Regions from separate parts of the Homo sapiens genome. Here region 1 is linked to region 2. Evidence: read pairs that join two places in POLR2A ChIA-PET (ENCODE). Cell type or tissue: GM12878. All regions are shown on one strand. Each heading gives the region's core, and the rest is flanking DNA. Links, peaks and the distances in the headings are about the cores only.

Evidence for each region. ChIA-PET counts read pairs that join two places held together with the same protein. Peaks named below come from ENCODE experiments on the same cell type or tissue, not always from the same donor. Only the 100,000 strongest peaks of a DNase experiment are listed, where the experiment ranks them.
Region 1: POLR2A ChIA-PET joins it to region 2 with 9 read pairs; 8 of 35 experiments call an interaction of 5 or more read pairs at or near these places.

What each region holds. Positions count from the first base shown.
Region 1 is chr11:64,178,598-64,182,988 of GRCh38, forward strand. It overlaps LOC124902686 (a long non-coding RNA gene), which reads right to left. Exons shown (of 2, transcript XR_007062712.1): 1 at 4,296-4,391. Among named protein-coding and RNA genes, the nearest start is that of STIP1, 5.4 kb to the right of the region's middle. RefSeq lists enhancers at 2,682-3,183, 3,008-3,057, 3,184-3,683. In GM12878, for the core only: no CTCF peak of the experiment used is centred there; no DNase peak of the experiment used is centred there; H3K4me3 peaks cover 846 bases; H3K27ac peaks cover 544 bases.
Region 2 is chr11:63,854,987-63,859,377 of GRCh38, forward strand. All of the region lies in intron 1 of MARK2 (microtubule affinity regulating kinase 2), which reads left to right. Among named protein-coding and RNA genes, the nearest start is that of MARK2, 18 kb to the left of the region's middle. In GM12878, for the core only: no CTCF peak of the experiment used is centred there; no DNase peak of the experiment used is centred there.

The sequences.
Region 1 (4,391 bases), core at 220-4,219, 320 kb after region 2:
TATGGAGGCAGCATCGTGTTTTCCAGTGTCCTCCATAGTTGGACTCAGGTGGTTTCCATCCCTTTTGCTGTCCCAGACAGTGCTGTGTGAGACGTCCTGTGCCACCAGGGTAGGGTCCCTGCGGGAGACATTCCTAAGAGCAGAATCACTTTTGTGTTTTCAATAGCTATTGCTAAGCGTACCTTCCTACGGGCGGTGTAGAAGAGGCACGTATCCCACCCACGTCCACACAGGCACACTCTCTACCACTTGGTATTTCTCAACAGAGGTGCTGGGAAGGAGACAGTGGGGTTGGGCCATTTGGATCTGAGGGGCTACAACAATTCGGCTCAGAAAAGAATAAGCAGAAAAGGGAGTGAGGAAGCCCAGAGGGAAGGTCCAAGGGACCTTCTGGGAAAGGCTGAGGGACCCCCAGGGCAGCGGAGGGTGACCAGTTCCATTGGCTCATTCAACAAACACTAAGCACTGACAATGCCCCGGGCTCTGCACTGGGGTCCAGCACATGGCAATGAAAGAAACGTCTTCCTCGTGGGAAGAAGTCGACACACAAAAGTCATTTCACAGAGTGCTTGGATCAGTGGGCTGGGGCGGCTGGAGAGGAGCAGATGCAACAAGCACTAGCATGACACTGGCTCATGAGAATTCCTGAGAATTTCTGCCATACGTGGCGAAGGGGAAAGTGCAGGAACAAATCCTTGGACATGACTGTTCTAGTTACCTACTGCTGTGGAACAAACTACCTTAAGCTACCTTGCTTTTCTGGCTGGGAACAATAGCAATTTAATTCCTTCTCAAGATTTTGTGGGTCAGGGCTCAGCTAGGTGATTCTTCTGCTCCATGTGGGCTTGACTAGGGTCACTCAGTGGGATTCGCTGGAGACTGGGCTGGGCTAGAGGGCCCAAGACAGCTTCCTTCATGTTACCTGGAGCCCGCACTATGTTGCGGAACAGTTGGCTTGCCACAAGGCTAGCGTGGGCTTCCCCACACCATGGTGGCCTCAGGGCACTCAGACTTCTTCAGTGGCAGCACAGGCTCCAAGGCAGTGTGTCCCAAGAAACAAGAAGTGGAAGCTGCCAGTTTTATAAGGCTTGGAAACTGCAAGATGTTATTTCTGTTGTATTCTATTGGTCAGAGTAGTCCCAACTCCATGGAATTCAAGGGGAGGGGACACAGACCTCCCACTTTGCAATGAGAGGGGTGTCAATGAATATGCACCATCTTTCATCTCTCTCAGTGACCCTTGACATCGTTCTCTTGCCATTGGGTGTCATATTATGTGCTGTGGTCAGTTGCAATCTGCTTGCCATGTAGCAGGCAGGTTTCACCCTTGAGCCTCAACCTCGGTGTGCAGGAACTGCTGTGTTTATATTAATATTTCTCTCCCTCAGCTCTATTGACATTTGGAGCCAAATAATTGTGATGGCTATTCTGTGCCTTGTAGGGTGTTTAGCAGCATCCTTGGCCACTACAGCATGTGCACACAAACACACACACACACTCAGTTATGACAACCCAAATGTCTCCAGACATTGCCAAATGACAGCTGGGGACACCCTAGCTGAAAACCATTGCCTCGGCCGGGCGCAGTGGCTCATGCCTATAATCTCAGCACTTTGGGAGGCCGAGGCGAGTGGATCACCTGAGGTCAGTAGTTCGAGACCAGCCTGGCCAACATGGAAATAACGCATCTCTACTAAAAATACAAAAATTAGCCAGGCATGGTGGCACATACCTGTAATCCCAGCTACTTGGGAGGCTGAGGCAGAAGAATTGCTTGAACCTGGGAGGCAGAGGTTGCAGAGAGCTGAGACTGCGCCACTTCACTCCAGACCGGGTGACAGAAAGAGACTCTGTCTCAAAAAAAAAAAAAAAAAAAGAAAGAAAGAAAAAAAACCATTGCCTTGGGATCACCTTGTTCTGACGTAAGCCTCTATCCTACTCAGCTGTGAGGAACTCATCCTGTTCCCAGTTCACATGGTCCTTAACCCTTGGGAAGGGCTCTGATCCACTGTGTGCCATGGCTGCTGCTGAGCTGGCCTCACCTCAGTGGTCCCCTGAAATACAGAGTCTCTCCTCCCGCCCCCTAACCCAACCCCACATCTTACAGAGGCTATATATGGCCTGCGTGCCTAGGCTGGGGGGGCCCCTTGCAGGGTGTCTAAGCACATTGTCACCTCTGACTCTGGGCATCTACCAGTCCAAGGAGCAACACTCCTTCCCCCTACACCCTGAGGGGGTCCCGGGGGTCTGCGTCCAGCTGACGGAATTAGCTGATGGACTGGATGCGGGCTGTGAAAGAGGATGAGTCGAGAATGCTTCCACAGTTTTCAGCCTGAGCCGCTGAAAGAATAATGATGCCATTGGCAAGAGGAAGTCAAGGGCAGGCGGGGTTGAGAGGGATATTGGGAATTATGATTTGAGCACCCCGGGAAGTCTGTCAGCCATCCACACGAAGATGTCCAGATGGCAGCTGGATAGATAAGTCTGGGACTGGGGGGTGAGATCTGTGCAGAGGACAGGTTTATGGGAGTCATCTGAGATGGCATTTATAGCCACAAGACTGGCTGGATCTCCCAGGGAGGGGGGTGTGGATAGCAAGGCCCAGGACTGGGCTCCAGGGTTCTCTGATTAATAATTATTAGATAATAATTATCATTTTATTCCTTGAAGCATCTGGCACAGTGCCTGGCTCTATACAAGTCCTCGGAATTGGACAGAACTCTACAGTACTTTATTTTCCCCACTAATAAGGATGCCAGTTCTATCTTTGCAGAAGAGCTACAAGTTAGGATCACTCAGTTAAGTAAGAAATTAAGAGATTTCTTAGGAGTTTCAAACAAAAATTCCAGGTCTACAGAGCCCCAATTCTGAGCTGCAGCCCTTCCCTAACCCCTACTCCCCACTTACACTGAGATCCAGCTCTCCTAGTTTTTCTGATATTGAGAAAACTTTAAAGTTGGGAATTTGCTCTGCTGAGACTCAGTCACCCTCGCTGTACCTTCAGTGCCACTGCTGCAGGAACTACGGCCTCCAAGCTGACTCCAGATACAGCCTCGCCATGCCTCTCCCTACCCTTGACTGCAGCAGCACTGAAATAGCAGCGTGAATCACTCTGGGACGTCACGTGATGCCCAGGCCAGGACGCAGCTGTGGTTGGTGCGCCTGTGTTCCAGGGACCTGGGAGGAGGGCCCTGGCCGGCCAGAGTGGCTGCCTCCCTGTCCTCCTCTGAGTCCACCAAGAGGCTTGGAGAAGACTGAGTTGGTGGAAGTTGTAAGAGCTAACACTTCTGGGTATTCAGAGGTGGCTTTACTGTAACACTAAAGCAGCTTAAACATCGGGGACCCCATTTGTGCTCCTTCTAAAGCCACACACCTCATTTTTTGTGTTTCTTTTCTCAAAGCGAGCTCTCAAATTGTCATAAGCTTCAGGTCTGACAAGACTCAAGGCCAACCCGGGAGGATTATATTGTTCAATCTGCATAGTAACCTTGGGAAGTCAAGGGCACTTTATCCCCCCTACCTTACAGACAAGGACACTTAGAGCACAAAAAAGCCTTCCTTAGATTTCTTGAAAATTCTGGGCCAGGGCCAGGCATGGTGGCTCACGCCTGTGTAATCCCAACACTTTGGCAGGCCAGGGCAGGTGGATCACTGGAGGTAATGAGTTTGAGACCAGCCTGGCCAACATGGTAAAACCCCATCTCTACTAAAAATACAAAAAAAAAAAAAAAATTAGCCAGGCGTAGTGGCGGGCATCTATAATCCCAGTTACTCGGGAGGCTGAGGCAGAATCGCTTGAACCTGGGAGGCAGAGGTTGCAGTGAGCTAAGATCGCGCTACTGCACTCCAGCCTGGATGACAGAGTGAGACTCTGTCCCCCACCCCCCCCCAAAAAAAGAGAATTCTGGGTTGGGCGCGGTGGCTCACGCCTGTAATCCCAGCACTTTGGGAGGCTGAGGCATGTGGATCATGAGGCCAGGAGTTCAAGACCAGCCTGGCCAAGATGGTGAAATCCTGTCTCTACTGAAAACACAAAAATTAGCCGGGCGTGGTGGTGGATGCCTGTAATCCCAGCTACTCTGGAGGCTGAGGCAGATAATTGCTTGGACCCAGGAGGTGGAGGTTGCAGTGAGCCGAGATTGCACCACTGAACTCCAGCCTGGGAGACAGAGCGAGACTCCATCTCAAAAAAAAAAAAAATTCTGAATTTGCCCTGGCCTCAGCACCTTTGCATCTTCTGTGCCCCCTAGGCTTCTCCTCGTCCCATCTCTGACAAGCCTTCACTAACCACTCACCTCTGGGAATGCTTTCCTTCCCTGCCTCCCAGGTCATCTCTCTGTGCCTTGCCTTTTGTGTTCTCTGTAGCACTCACTCTTAAGAATTATCATTTG
Region 2 (4,391 bases), core at 91-4,090:
GACATTTTATGAAAATGAACAAAGTGAGCCTGTCATTGTTGCCAGTGATAAAATTCAAGTTTTCAAGTGAAAATTAGAATTTTGGAAAACTTGTGTCTGCTAAAACTTTTCCGAGATTGGTAGTAAAATTAATGAATGTGATTTTTTGACATTGTGTGAAACGTCAGTGTTTGGAAATTCTGCACAATTCAGTGAAGAAATATTTTCCAGATTGCTAGTGGGTAAAAGAGCCATTCAAAGTGCAGGACGAGGCCAGGCATGGTGGCTCACGCCTGTAATGTCAGCACTTTGGGAAGCTGAGGAGGGAGGATCGCTTGAGGTCAGAAGTTCAAGACCAGCCTCTGCAACATGGCAAGACCTCATCATCTCTGCTAAAATGTTTAAAAAATTAGCTAAGCATGGTGATATGCACCTGCAGTCCTAACCACTCAGGAGGCTGAGGCGAGAAGATCTCTTGAGCCCAAGGTCAAGGCTGTAGTAAGTTGTGATTGTGCCACTGTACCCCAGCCTGGGCAACAGAGTGAGACCTTATTTCAAAAACAAAAAAAAAAAAAAACAGTGCAGGATGACTAATGTAAAAGTATATGAAATGTTCCTTGATAAAATTTCAGGTTCCACATTGCAACTAGCCTTTAAAAACTACCACTTGTTGAATTTTGGTGTAGTATCAAAGAAGAAAATCCTCAGTATCTGAAAGGCTGTTGAACTCTATTTTTCAACTACATGTCTCTGTGAAGTGAGATTTTCTTCATATGTTTCAACCAAAACAACTTATGAAAACACATTGAATGTGGAAGCAGAGAGAAGTCAGCTGTCTTTCATTAAGCCAGACATTAAAGAGATGTGCAAGAATGTAAAGCACTGCTACTCTTGTGGTGAAATTTCATTTTGTTTTGGAAAATACAGGTTTTTTATTTTAAAAAGATTATTAGCATAAACATGTGGATTTATGATCTTGAATGGATTAATAAATATTTTTTAAAATTAGTTTCAATTTCTAATAAGATAGCTGTGTAGTCCTCAATAATTTTTTAAGCATATAAAGAGTTCTTGAGACCAAAGGTGAGAAAACCACGGTAGCAGACAAAACATGGGGCCCTTGTCTTGATCGGTTGGTTGGTTACTTGCTTTGACTTCATAAGGAGCTCTTGTTTTGCTGGTTCCCAGCCCCAGTATAATCCCTGCCTGGGCCTCAAAGAGGCATTCAGTACTTTGGTTTGCAGTCCTTCTGGTTCCAGAAGCTAGTTCTCTGTGATGTGAGGGACTTTGACCAAAGATAACTGATTTCCTCCTTCTGATACATACACCACTGGCCCTGTGGGTTTTTTTTTTTTGTTTTTTTTTTTTTTTTAAATATATGGCTTGTTTATTCTTTTTCTCCCCTTTTTTCTTTATTTCTTAAATTTTTTTCTCATTTTCCCTTTTAATTTCTTTATTGTTGGTTTATTTATTTTGAAACAGAGTCTTACTCTGTTGCCCAGGCTGGAGTGCAGTGGCGTGATCTCAGCTCATTGCAGCCTTGACCTCTCCAGGCTCAGTTGATCCTCCCACCTCCGCCTCCCAAGTAGCTGAGATTACAGGTGTGCGCTACCACACCCGGCTAATTTTTGTATATTTAGTAGAGACAGTGTTTCGCCATGTTGGCCAGGCTGGTCTCGAACTCCTGGCCTAAGTGATCCGCCAACCTCGGCCTCCCAAAGAGCTAGGATTACAGGTATGAGCCACTGCAACCTGTCTTGTTTTTTATTTTTCTCATTTTTTTCCATTTTTAAATTTTTCATGTTTTTTTTTTTTTTTTTTTTTTTTTTTTTTTTTTTTTGAGACAAAGTCTCTCTCGCTCTCTCGCTCTCTCACTCTCTCGCCCAGGCTGGAGTGCAGTGGCGCCATCTCGGCTCACTGCAAGCTCTGCCTCCCGGGTTCACGCCATTCTCCTGCCTCAGCCTCCCGAGTAGCTGGGAGGGACTACAGGCGCCCCCCACCATGCCCGGCTAATTTTTTGTATTTTTATTAGAGATGGGGTTTCACCGTGTTAGCCAGGATGGTCTCGATCTCCTGACCTCATGATCCGCCCGCCTCGGCCTCCCAAAGTGCTGGGATTGCAGGCATGAGCCACCACGCCCGGCCTAAATTTTTCAGTTTTTATACTCATTTCCTTTTTGTTCGTTTTCTTTCTTTAATTTGTTAGTATTTGTTGTTTTTTGAGACAGCCTCACTTTATCACCCAGGGTGGAGTGTGGTGGCACGATGTTGGCTCACTGCAACTTCCACCTCCCAGGTTCAAGCAGTTCTCCTGCCTCTGCCTTCCCAGTAGCTGGGATTATAGGCACTTGCCACCAAGTGATTTTTGCATTTTAGTAGAGACGGGGTTTCTCCATGTTGGTCAGGCTGGTCTCCATGTTGGTCAGGCTGGTCTCGAACTCCTTACCTCAGGTGATCTGCCTGCCTTGGCCTCCCAAAGTGCTGGGATTACAGGCATGAGCCACCGCCCCAGCCTGTTTTTTGGTCAGCTGTTTTGTTTTGATTGCATTATAAGATTAGTTCATCAGGTAGACTTCCTTTGGTATATATTTAGTTGTGGTTTGGAAAATAAGTTTTTTATTAAAAATAAGTCATTTATGTTTACATGTAATGAGTTTACTCATGTTCTGTTAAATGAATTGATACATATTTAAATTTTTCCTCACTTGAATTTCTAATATAGTAAATACTGATAGATAAAATTCATATAAACAAAAGCTTCTGGGTGTTCAGTTATTTTTCAAAATGCAAAGAGTCCTGAAACCAAAAACTGTAAGAATCATGGTTGTAGACAAAACTTGGTTTGGTTCTCCATGACTTTGGTTGATACATTTTTTTTTTATTTTTTTATTTTTTGAGACAAGTTCTCATTCTGTCACCCGGGTTAGAGTGGAATGGCATGATCTCGGCTCATTGCAGTCTCAACCTCCCAGGCTCAAGCAATCCTCTCATCTCAGCCTCCCAGAGTGCTGGGATTATAGACATGAGCCATTGTGCCTGGCTATATTATCATCGTTATTATTGTTTTGTTTTGTTTTTTGAGATGGAGTTTTGCTTTGTCACCCAGGGTGGAGTGCAGTGGCACCATCTCAGCTCACTACAACCTCTGCCTCCTGGGATCAAGCGATTCTTGTGCCTCAGCCTCCCAACTAGCTGGGATTACAGGTGCACAGCACCACACTTGGCTCATTTTTGTATTTTTAGTAGAGACAGGGTTTTGCCATGTTGGCTAGGCTCCTGGCTTCAATTGATCTGCCTGCCTCGGCCTCCCAAAGTGCTAGGATTACGGGCATGAGCCACTGTGCCTGGCCCTGTAATATAATTTTACATGAGTTAATAGTGTAACATTTTCTCAGTTGTAATTTTTTTTTTTGAGACAGTGTCTCACTCTATCACCCAGGCTGGAGTGCAATGGCACGATCTCCACTCCCTGCAACCTCCCAGGTTCAAGTGATTCTCCTGCCTCAGCCTCTTGAGTAGCTGGGATTACAGGCATGCGCCACCACACCCGGCTAATTTTTGTACTTTTAGTAGAGATAGGGTTTTCACCATGTTGTTCAGGCTGGTCTCGAACTCCTGACCTCGTGATCCACCTGCCTCTGCCTCCTAAAGTGCTGGGATTACAGGCCTGAGCCACTGTGCCTGGCCAGTTTTAATTTTAATACAATAAATATCAGTAGCTATCACCCACATGAAGAAAGCCATTTGACGTCATCAGTAAGAGTAAAGGGATTCCAGACAGTGTGAGAACTCTTTTGTAAACAGAGATAGGACTGATAATCCCTGTCCTCGATTGGTTGATTACTTGCTATGACCTCATAATGAGCCTCTGTTTTGCAATTTCTGGGGCCCTGGCTGGGCCTCAGGAAGGCACTTGCTGTCTTGGTTTTCAGTTGTTCTAGCTGAGGAAGCTGGTTCTCAGTGACCTGATGGACCTTGGCCAAAGTTGGCTCATTTCCTCCTTTGAATACATAGCATTACTTTATGTTTTTTTATTCCATTAAAAAGATCATTTGGCTTACTTGGATTTTATTATGAGGTTTGTGTTTTATTATGAGGTAGGTTTGTGTTTTTTTGTTTTTTTTTTAACTTATATGTTGGCTATTGGTCAGTTCCAAATTTGAAAACTGCAACGCTTACACAGCTTCTATCCTTGAAGAACCTTGGTGCCTACAATAGCTGAGAGCTGGTAGGCTGCAGTCACTAAGGCCAGACACTCAATAGTCTATTCCCTGGGTGGCTTGAGACCTGACATACTTTGTTTCTTTTTGTTTCTTTTCCTTTTGTACTTGACTCTTTTTAACCTGTTTATTTCTTTTTTTTTTTTTTCCCCGAGAAGGAGTCCTGCTCTGTCACGCAGGCTGGAGTGCAGT